Linked DNA regions of Homo sapiens: region 2 is linked to region 1. Evidence: chromatin contacts called from ENCODE Hi-C or POLR2A ChIA-PET data. All regions are on one chromosome and are shown on one strand. The core of a region is the stretch at or near the end of the contact, and the rest is flanking DNA. Distances in the headings are between cores, read along the strand shown. Region 1 holds the start of KITLG (KIT ligand). Region 2 has its middle 160 kb from the start of TMTC3.

Region 1 (5,782 bases), core at 1,082-3,581:
AGGATGAATAAGTTCTGGAGATTTATTGTACAGCATGATAACTACAGTTAATGTACTGTATACAGTTAACCCTTGAACAACACAGGTTTGAACTGTATGGGTCTACTTATATGCAATTTTTTTTTCAAACTCAGATGGAAAATACAGTGTTCTAGAGATGTAAAACCCATGTATAAGCAGGGCTGACTTTTGTGTCTGCACGTTCTGCAGGGTTGACTGTGGGACTTGAATATATGTAGATTTTGGTATACCTGAAAGGTCTAGGAATCAATCCCCTGAATATACTGAGGTACTCCAAAACTACAAAGAGTAGATGTTAAATACTCTCAGCTCCCAAAAATGATGAGTATGTGAGGTGATGGATATACTATTTAGCCTGATTTAATAATTTCACAATGTATACATAAGCAGAACATCACATTGTACGTGGTAAATAGATACTATTTTTGTCAAATATAACTTAATAAAGCTGGAGAAAAAAAATAAAATTCTCCACTTCAAAAAAGCCTTAAAGGGGCCGGGTGCAGTGGCTCACGCCTGTAATCCCAGCACTTTGGAAGGCTGAGGCAGGCGGATCACCTGAGGTCAGGAGTTCGAGACCAGCCTGGCCAAAATGGTGAAACCCCGTCTCTACTAAAACAACAACAACAACAACAAAAATACCTGGGCGTGGTGGTGGGCACCTGTAATCCCAGCTACTTGTGAGACTGAGGCGGGATAATCGCTTAAACCTGGGAGGCGGAGGCTGCATTGAGCCGAGATTGCGTCATTGCACTTCAGCCTGGGAGACAGAGCGAGATTCCATCTAAAAAATAAAAAATAAAAATAAATCTTGAAGAAAAAAAAAACAATCATTTGCTATGCCTCCAGTATCCAAATTAAGCTCATTTTGATATTTGATGTTCGATATATTTGTACTAAGAGTACCTAATGTATAAAAATCTTTCTAAGCAACTATCAACTTGGAATCATGATTGATGTGCTGTCTATACATATTTTTTCTAACATGAGAAAGTGAGAACGCAGTCCCCCACTAAATTATGCAGTCGAGTTTCCCACATTTGGGGAAATCACAGAAGTCAGCACATCTGGAGTGAAATAAACAAGCTTCGCCCTGATTACAGGTTTGGCATATTCATGTTTAACAAACGCACCGGAACTAATTAAAGCAAATTTGGACTCCTACTCTATTATTAAAATAACTAATTCCTAAACTCATACATTATTCTTTCTTTTAAAGATCACTGATGTTAATGTTCAGCTAATATTTTCTTTTAAAAAATTAATGAAATGCTTTGGAATGTTCTCCAGTTATACAAACAAAAACAGACACATTCTGGAGAATCAATAAAATATTTGAAGTATTTTTTAAGACTGTACAGCTGGAGCTCCAGGTTTAAATTAGAGCTCTGCCATTTACTAGATATGGTTGGTCAAGAAAATTAACCTTGTATTTCATCGTCCATAAAATGGGAATAAAATAATAAGATCTACACTAATAGATTTGATGAAAGAATTTAATGAGATAATCTATGCGAAGTTCTTAGTCTGGCACCTGGCACATGAATAAGTGCATCACATAATGATGTTAGCTATTATTATTGTGGTTGCATTATCTTTCCGTTCAAAAAAGTACAACTTTCAAAGCCTTGCTGTGTTGGCGACCTGTAGTTTAATAATCTATCGCTTCTCTTTCAATCTTAATTTCTAAAGACACAGTAACAAACCATTCCAAATGAAGCGTCTCCCCTTGCAATACTTAACCTTGAGTCAACAATTCTTGTAATTATTAAATATTCATTCACTAAAGTAATTGTTTTTTTTAAAAAATAGAGGTGATAGGACAATGGCCTAACTACAGATCGCAATTAAACTTTATTTCTCTAAGGCAGGCAGGGTGAATTCTTTGCTCCGAACCTCCCGGACTCCTCTCCCTCTCCGACTTTGTATAACAGAGGGAGCTCCGAGCCCTCTCTGGCGCGCGAGGTATTTCGTCTGTCCCCGGGGGTGCCAGGTGAGCCCCAGCGGATCCGGGAGGGTAAGCTGGGACTCCTCGCGAGCAGTAGCTGCAGGGTACCAAGCTTCGCCCTCTGCGTCCCCGCGCCTTCGCGGTCTCCCGCCAGTGCAGGTCCGGGGCCCCCAGGCGAGCGGACAAGGTTGGCCTAATCTGCCAAACTTCTGGGGCATTTACCGTGCTCTGGCCGCCCTCCCGATTCTTCCCTCCGCGCCCTTGCCTGCTTCTCGCCTACCCCGGGCTCCGGAAGGGAAGGAGGCGTGTCCGGAGCAGGCGGGCGGGAACTGTATAAAAGCGCCGGCGGCTCAGCAGCCGGGCTTCGCTCGCCGCCTCGCGCCGAGACTAGAAGCGCTGCGGGAAGCAGGGACAGTGGAGAGGGCGCTGCGCTCGGGCTACCCAATGCGTGGACTATCTGCCGCCGCTGTTCGTGCAATATGCTGGAGCTCCAGAACAGCTAAACGGAGTCGCCACACCACTGTTTGTGCTGGATCGCAGCGCTGCCTTTCCTTATGAAGAAGACACAAGTGAGTAGGGCGCGCCCGGGAGCTCCCAGGCTCTCCAGGAAAAATCGCGCCCGGTGCCCCGGGGAAGCCGGCGCTCCCTGGGACTTGCAGCTGGGGCGTGCAGGGCTGTGCCTGCCGGGTGAGACAAGAGGATGCGGGGGAGGCCGGCGTGGTGTGTGATCCCGAGCCGAGCCGGGTGAGCCAGGGAGAAAAGGAGTGGGAGTGCTGAGAGGGAGCCAGTGTCAAGTTTGGAGCCTCAGCAGTTAAGTTTTGAGCTGTCAGTCGGAAACCGTAATTCCCGTCTGGTGGAAAGATTGGCTTTTGGGCCATGGAATGTTAAGTTATCACGGGAAGGCATGTCTTTGCATAGGAGACGGTTTTCCCGTGGATTCCAGGAGATTATGAAACAGCACCCCACGCGCCACCCTCACTAGCTCTCTCACTCAGATTTATTTGTGTAGCCCCGAGGTGGGCGCCGGGCACCAGGAGCGGCGCGAACGCGGGTGCAGCCGCGGGAGCGAAGCCAACGCGGAACTCCTAAGCGGCAGCTCTCGGCGGGGCGGGAACCTGCCCGCCTGCCCGGGAAACTTGGCTCTCGGCGGTGTCTGCCTAGTTTGCAGCTCTGTGTGGGCTCTAAAGAGCTCTAGTACCTCCACAATGCACGCACCTTTTTCCATTTCAAAAGGGATAAAGGCTTTTTATAAAATAGGCACCTCTGAATGATAGTGATTGAGATAATTCCCAGTGCTGCTAAATTCTGCATTATACATAAAGCACTGTGGGTAAAGCGCTGCCTGGGGGGACAATTAGATTTTTTTTTCCCTTGAAGAAAATACCTGGTTCTTCGTTTAGAAAGGGCCGCCACGGTGCCCCTATCCACAGTTCTCTTCACCATTGTTGATTGTTACCTCCTCTCACTTTCCCCCTTAGAAATTGTTATGTGTTATCTGCCGCGGTTGGCTAAGGGTTGCCCTTTCACCCCCCAGAGGTTCTGTTGGAGATTGCAGTTCCTGAAATGTGTGGAAGGGGTGGAAGTGGTGGGGAAAAAGGAAACCGGGGTGTTTGTACACATCGTTGGTGTAGAATGAAGGCATCAATGTGCTCAAAATGCTTTATCAAATGACCTGCTTAGCATCATATTTTAAACAGATATCTAGGCCTGCAAAAAGTTGCAAGACTCTAGCCCCTTGTACCGGTGTGGTAAAAGGCAGGGGAAAGGGACATTGCCTGGCTAAAAGAGGCTTGCATAGTCTCTAGAGCACTCTCTAAGAGAAAAGACGCGATGTGCCTCTCCCCTCTCTTACAAGCAGGTTAGCTTTCAGGCAAGGCATTGAGCACCGCACCTGGAATCACCACAGCGTGCTGTCGAAATGCAAATGTTAAAGATTCTTGCAACAAAAGAAAAGTTTTATTGTAATCTCTTGATTTAGACAAGCTTTCTGCGAAATTATAAGAAGGGTAGAGACCTATTCCTTCTTATAGTAGCATCTGCTCCCATGGATGGTGGTGAGATCTGGGGGAAGAAGCTGCTACCTTCTAGTTCAGGAAAAGAGCCTAAACCTTCCTATTTAAACAAGAACACAGGAGACAGATAAGGTTAATGTCCAACACTCCAAAGCCAGGGGATGTACTATCAAGTCACTTTGAGAGGCAGTAGGATTGATTATCCTTGCACCCTTGCTTTGCAAAACAAATGTGAGCTCTGTAATCTCCTTTCTCGCTTTGATTAAATGGCTGTGTAAATCGGATTACATGGAATAATTCCATTGAAAACTAGAAAGAGGTCAATCTAGTCTGAAACATTGTGACTGTGGCATTAGTGACTCAGTGCTGCCGACCAGAGAAATTTGAGAAAGCTAAGTATTTTAGATATGTGACCTGTTCGGTCACACATCACACAAGTTAAAGTGCAGGCCCTTTGGGGGAACTTGCTGATGTTAAACGGCTTGTAGGCAAAGGAGGGCAGTACCCTTGTTGAATGAAGGCATTCATTGCCTAGGATCTAATGACCTTCAAGGTTTTTTTTAAGAATACTTCTAGCGATTCCACAGTCACTGAAAAAGGGGACACTGGAAATAGCCCAAAATCAATAAAATAATCTGCAGAAATGGAGGAGGGGATTAGATCTTTCATATTGTTAAATTTTCTAATCCAAAAATTACAAAGACATTTTCTGTGCAATGCTGCATGGATGGAAGGTAGCCTATGTAAATTGGACATTAAGAAATAGGATCGATTGTTCTGATTCTAATGTTATCCTCACCAGGGAAGAATATCTATTAATATTTAGTAGTTTAAATAGTCATTTATAAACATGGCATCAATACCATGGTTCTATTATAAAGCAACTTGTTCTGTACTCTCCTACTACCCCACATATAAAAAAAATTTATAGTAATATTTTAAAATGGGGTTTGATTTGAATTACACAGCTCTCCAAGAATCATGGGGACTCCAGGTATTCTGGCCTTTCCGTCAAGCTAAGTAAGTGTGAAAATTCCATCAACAACCACTTGGGGTTTGATGAATGATTCATTCATTTAGCATGTTGGTACACTTCAGTATTTCCAATATAATGACACAGGCAATAAATTTAAGCACAGTTCTACAGAAATGAATGTCTTTTGAATTTTTCAGATTTCTGTTTGATTTTATTTTATTCAGATTGTGTGGTTTTACAGTTTTCTAGAGGTGTTTGTGGCTTGGGCTTAGAAAAAACATCTCTTTCAATGTGTAACTATTTTTTAAACATAATATTCTGATACACCATATTGGATAACAATCAAGGCACCATATTTTGCAACACTGATTAAGATTTGGTTAAAAGTGCCATTAGCTTAATGTGCCTGGTGTTACATTTATCAATGTTGTGCTTACATTTTAGTTTGGGGATGGTTTGTGAGAAGTGTCATAACTCCTGTCAATTTCAGAAATACTGAGATAAGAAAGATTGATCTTGCAAACAATGTAAAAAAGGCCATTTTAGGCATACTAACTCTCAGAGAATAAGCAAATAGAATGCTAATTTTCACTACTCCAAAGAAAATATCTCTTTTATGTCTGTATGAAGTTTGTCATGTGGGTGATGATGCAAGTTTACTTTGTAGAAGAAAATTAACATACTTATGAAAAGAGCATTTTTTTAGTCTTGTCCTTAAGATCACTCAATTTGGAATGTATGCTTTGAATAATTCCAATTTATGTAGCTTTTAATTGATACATTCTGCCAAGACTTTAAAACCCAAGTGCTAAGTTGATTACATTT
Region 2 (5,782 bases), core at 1,296-3,795, 280 kb after region 1:
ATCAGCTCGGTGAGGTCAGGAACCATAATGTTTTTGTTAACAACTTTATCCCCAGTTTCTGGTACATAGTAAAGGCTGAATAAATATTTGTTGAATAAATGCCTGGAGTTGTTTCCCCTCCCACATAATGGCAAAAGTGGAAGGAGAAATGAAATGGCCATGTCATTTTAATTTAACCCAATCTAGTTTCACAACTAGTAAGAAACAACTGCTCAGCCACAAAGCAAAGTTAGCCAAACAGACATAAGTAAATATTTATCCATAAAACAAAACTATGAACCTAAGAGCACAACACTGATATGGGAACCTGCCAGGATGACCTGAACTAATCCCTCTAAAATGAAGGAGCAGCCAAACTCTGGGAGAGTTAAGGTTTGAAATTACTAAATCTCATGCTTTTAATCATTGTGTTAGGCTGCAATATTTTCTAAAGAAGACGAATTAATCTTCCCAATGACTAAATTACAATAACATACTTGTTGAAGGTAACATTTTACTAAAATACTGTTTTGCTCTTCTAAATGGCCCCAAATTAATCAGAATAACTTTTCTGATGCAAAATCCACAGGTTTAATAAAAAATTGGTGATACAGGTTACCTCTTAAGAGACCGTGAAATAGCTACTTGAGACAGTCAGGAAGTCAGTGTGGAACATTATAAAGATCTGAACCCAACTGTGTCTTATGCATTAAGCAGTCACAGAGTTCCACTGGGATTTAGAATGGACTCCGGATCTGATGACCTTGCCTTCCAAGAATATTTTTCCACATCTTAAATTCTATACTTGTTGTCAAGATCCAAGCTCATCAAAATTCATGACTCATTTAACAATAAAATCAATTCATTTGTCTTTATTTTATTACCTTATCTGTGTGGGAAAACTAAATTAGAGTCTTGTGTCAGCCAAGATCTTCAAGCAGAAGCCTATTTGATACGGACGTAGGGGATAAATAATAGTAGGTCTGGCCTACCTGTTAAACAACCAAAAATTACTCTAATGTAAGAAAGTTACATTGATTAGATTACTAAGATAACACTTACTAAGATTAGATTACTAAGACAACACATTACTAAGAAGTGAAAGGCTTGGAGCCATCATTCTACTTTGACAAAGGCTAGGGACAAAGGCTGTTCTGGGTCTTTGGCATCAGAAAGAAGCTCTTGGATGTTCTCTGAAGTATCAATATTAGCTATCCTAGCTTCAATTACCTTCATTCTCCATGTGGCTCTCTTCTAGTTTCAAATTTCCAAGAAAGAGAATTGGGTTGGTCCAACTTAAATTAGACATCTTTATCCTTGGTAAATCACCCTGGCAAGAGTTTCTTTGAGGCAGGAGGTGGTAGTGGCACAAACATAGCTATAGGGTAGAACTGTGAGCTGAGTCATTGCTCCAGTACATATTACTGCAGGGGGATGACCACGTGGTCAGTGCATGTGTTTGTGGGGGTAGAAGGAGATAGTGTTAAATTATTCTTGGAACGTGGCTTAACCACTGTTGGGTTTGCTCTATGACAAAATCAAGTGGCATAGTCATATCTGACTGATATGAATCAGCAAAATGGAAATGGGGCGAATTCTGCAGCCTTGACCTATGACTAGGTTTCAGTATTAGAGTTCTTTCCACCCTCTTTAAGCTCGTGTTGATAGAAACAGCCATCATATTTTCTTTGCTTCACATTTCTCAGGGTTACTTCATAAGAAGTGAGAGCTGATTTCCCATTGACTCATGCATTTCCATATTTAGCTCATTAGGTGCAGGAAGTCTACATCTTGTTGGTTCAATGTTTTCATTAGGAATTAGAAATTTTCAGCAATTACTTGCTGGACAATGCACAATCATATCTATATCTTTTACTCAAAATGGTATCTTCTGAACTTACATTCCAACATCTTGTAATTTTCAAATCTTTCCCATTTGTAAGGTGAAATGATCATAGTAATATACTTGTAAAACTTCCCTTATACATGAATATCAGAAAATATATGTGGCAAAGTGTTTTAGTTATCTATTGATTCATAATATTTTATTTCAGAATTGTCTCAAAAAACTCACACATTTATTATCTCATTCCATTTATTATCTCACTCTGTGGATCAGGAATGCAAGTACGCTTACATGAGGTTGTAGCGATGGTGTCAACTGACACTATGGTCGCATTTGAAGGCTCAGCTGAGAGGGGAAATATTTCCTAGCTCCCTCACATGGTTGTTGATAGGATTCAGTTTCTCATGGGGTATTGAACTGATGACCTCAGCTCTTTACTGGCTGTTGGCTAGAAGCCTCGCCTGTCCCTTGTTAAATGATTATCTTCTTAGGGAAGCTATGAAAAAAATCTCCATGCTAGTTGGCTTTTCTTAGAGTGAGCAAGTGAGAGAGCAAGAGGGTGCCAGGACAGAAGCCACAATGTCTTTTTATCCTAATCTTGTAAGTGACATCTCATCACTTACTTCTGCCACATTCTATTCATTAGAAGTGAGTCACTAAATTCAACCCACACTCAAAAGGAGGGGAACTCCAGGAAACAGAAATCATTGAGAGTTCTGTTAGAGGCTGCCAGCCACACCAGGGAACTGGAATTACAGGTATATTCTGACATTTAAGAAACAAAAGAAAATCATGAGATAAAGAATAATAAGGTAACAACATTCAAATCGAGGAGACTGAGAAAAAAAATGAAAGGAGTTTACTATTATGATTCTATTAACCAAGAAGAAAAGTAGTTTGATTAAAAAGACAGATTTTCATTGGCAAGCATGAAGAATTTCACATTTACATCAAATATTCACTTGGCCACAGATTTTTGTATTAATTTGAAGAGTGTGCTTAGCTGCCCTCTATAATGGGCAGCTTCCCAAAATGACTTGTGCTGATCAACAAAAAGAGTTAAGTAAATATACTGTCAATAAAGAGAAGCCTTGTAAAAGAAACTCAAAATGAAAAATACAAGGAAAATGTGAAAAAATTAACATTTTTAACAAAGCAAGTTTATAAGAAAGATACATAGGGAAAAAAGGCAACAATTTAATCAACTTACACTGTACAAAAGCAAAGTATTTTATTTCAAGAGATACTGGGCTTTTTCAGCTTTACAGGAAACTGGCCAATTATACCTCTTCATATGAAAAACAAAGATAACCAAGTCCCATGAAGATAAGCCTGGATAGACTGTATTTAGATACATTAACCTTCTTAATGAACTACAGACAGTCCCTGAATTAAATGATTTTTTTTTTTTTTACTTTATGGTGGTTCAAAAGCAATACACATTCAGGAGAAACTAGACTTCCAATACTTATACAACCATTCTGTTTTTCACTTTCAGTGAACTATTCAATAAATTACAGGAGATATTCAACACTTTATTAGAAAATAGGCTTGATGTTATATGATTTTGCCCAAATGTAGGCCAATATAAGTGTTCTGAACACATTTAAGGTAGGGTAGGCTAAATTATGATGTTTGCTAGGTTAGGTGTATTCGATGCATTTTCATCTTATATATTTTCAACTTGCAATGAGTTTATCAGGACATAACCGCAACATAAGTCAAGGAGCATCTATACTCTGATATGGATACCCAAAATGAAAGCTGTATGGGATGGGTGGTATAGCTGAGAAATAAACATAGAAAAAGAAAATGAACAGACACTGGAAGGCCAACTCAAAATATCCCATTTGGATATGTAAAAGTCAAAAAGATATGTTTTACTTAAGAATTGGCAGATAGTCACCAGGCGCAGTGGCTCACGCCTGTAATCCCAGCACTTTGGAAGTCCGAGGCAGGCGGATCATGAGGCAGGAGTTTGAGACCAGCCTGATCAACATGGTGAAACCCCATCTCTACTAAAAATACAAAAATTAGCCGGGTATGGTGGCACGCGCCTATAATTCCAGCTACTCGGGAGGCTGAGGCAGGAGAACTGCTTGAACCCGGGAGGCGGAGGTAGCAGTGAGCCAAAATCGCGCCACTGCACTCCAGCCTGGACGACAGAGTGAGACTCTGTCTCAAAAAAAAAAAAAAAAAAAAAAAAAAAAGAAATTGGCAGATAGTCTGTCTGTCTGTCTACACTACTAGTTATCCTGAAGTTTCATCTCTCAGATGACAGGAAGCAGTTTAGTGTTTTTTATTTAAAGGGGAAGAACAGATAGGTAAAGCCAACAATGATATTCTGGTGCCCTATCTTGGAAATATGAAAAAAAAAATTAAGTATGTCAAAAATTTTCAAATCAACTCACCAGAGAATTTATAGGAATAGAATGGCTGAAAGTTTTAAGAAGTTCTCAACAAGCCAACGGCCCCAGTATTCCTCACAATTCACCAAAATTCACTGAATGCCTGCAGTGTGAGGAGCAGTATGCAATCAAGAAAGGAAACCAATGAATGCTGATTTAGATAGTCATTTAGCTTTGCGATAATATTCATTGTTTTTCTAATGTTTATTATTTGGAAAAAATTGAAAAGTGTGAAGAAGGAAATAATACTCATAATAAACATGGCTAAAATTATGGTATGTTTTCTATAAAAAATGTGTTTGTACCCTTTGACCCAAATCAAACAAGGTCAAGGTACGCACTGTTAATTATAAGATAAAATGAGATTAGTTGTACAGCATGGTGATTATAGTTAATAATAATAATGTAATAATGTATTTAATAATGAATTATATACTTGGTATTTGCTAAGAGAGTAGGTTTTAAGTGCTCTCACCATACACACACACACACACAAACACACAAATACACAATAGTAACTGTATGAATTGATGGATATGTTAATTATCTTGATTGTGATAATCACCATACATTGTATCAAAATACTACATTGTACATCTTAAATATGTACAATTTTTGTCAAATCTCTAAAAAGATGAGGGAATAAATACATACATATATGTGTATATTTTACATGTATGTATGTAAATTTTAAATATTGATATGTAATTTTATAAACAATTTCTTTTCTCCCACCTATGTTATCAGAGTTTGCGTTCTTTTTTCTCACATTATTAAATTTTTTTTTTTTTTTCGAGATGGAGTTTGGCTCTTGTTGCCCAGGCTGTAGTACAATGGCACGATCTCGACTCACTACAACCTCTGCCTCCCAGGTTCAGGCGATTCTTCTGCCGCAGCCTCCCGAGTACCTGGGATTACAGGCATGCGCCACCATGCTCAGCTAATTTTTTGTATTTTTAGTAGAAACAGGGTTTCACCATGTTGATCAGGCTGGTCTCGAACTCCTGACCTCAGGTGATCCACCCGCCCCAGCCTCCCAAACTGCTGGGATTACAGGCGTGAGCCAACACGCTGGCCAATATATTTTTTAAAATATAACTTTTAGAAGCTGTTTTGTATTCCATTTGTGGTTGTAACATAATCCATTACATTTGTTCATACAATGGATATTAGGTCATTTCCAATTGTAGATATTTATTTTGTTTATTTTTGCTATTTATGTGGTGATAAACATTCTTAAGCAAAAAGTGTACTGGTCATTTATAGTGCAGTGTATTATCTCTGTTTTAGAAAAAAATCCTATTGTGGTATGAATAAAAGAAATATAAAAGATTACATTGAAATATTGTAAATTCTAAAAGACATGTATCAATTGCAATTGCAAAGGTAGGTGATAGAGAACTAACTGCCTTCTCCCTACACAAATCAGAGCTCTCACAGAGATGTCACTTATCTGAGCCTTCAAGGAGAAATATGAGCTTGTTAGGAAGAGTATGATGCCACTGGTTAGTCTGAGTTCATTGTAGATTCTGGATATTAGTCCTTTGTC

The links. A loop is a pair of places that touch in the nucleus more often than their neighbours do. ChIA-PET counts read pairs that join two places held with the same protein, here RNA polymerase II (POLR2A). Pooled maps may share reads with other maps.
Region 2: a loop to region 1 is called in a map of PC-9, with 9 times the contacts of the local background. The contact joins the enhancer-like site here to the promoter of KITLG in region 1. A Hi-C loop is called at or near these places in 3 of 168 maps with a recorded cell type or tissue (Calu3, PC-9 and mammary epithelial cell) and 6 of 50 pooled maps. POLR2A ChIA-PET finds 5 or more read pairs at or near these places in 5 of 52 experiments (AG04449, AG04450, GM12878 and 2 more).

Annotation. Positions count from the first base shown.
Region 1 is chr12:88,577,020-88,582,801 of GRCh38, reverse strand. KITLG (KIT ligand) reads left to right here and starts at 2,331. Exons shown (of 10, transcript NM_000899.5): 1 at 2,331-2,538. The coding sequence starts at 2,524. LOC105369885 (a long non-coding RNA gene) reads right to left here and starts at 2,266. Exons shown (of 4, transcript NR_188177.1): 1 at 2,192-2,266; 2 at 664-805. It also overlaps the pseudogene RNU1-117P.
Region 2 is chr12:88,295,559-88,301,340 of GRCh38, reverse strand. No RefSeq gene overlaps it. Among named protein-coding and RNA genes, the nearest start is that of TMTC3, 160 kb to the right of the region's middle. Within about 2 kb of position 2,545, at least 5 of the 41 ENCODE cell types and tissues checked have a DNase peak (open chromatin) inside an H3K27ac peak, as active enhancers do; they include GM12878, PC-9 and mammary epithelial cell, where a contact is called at or near this core.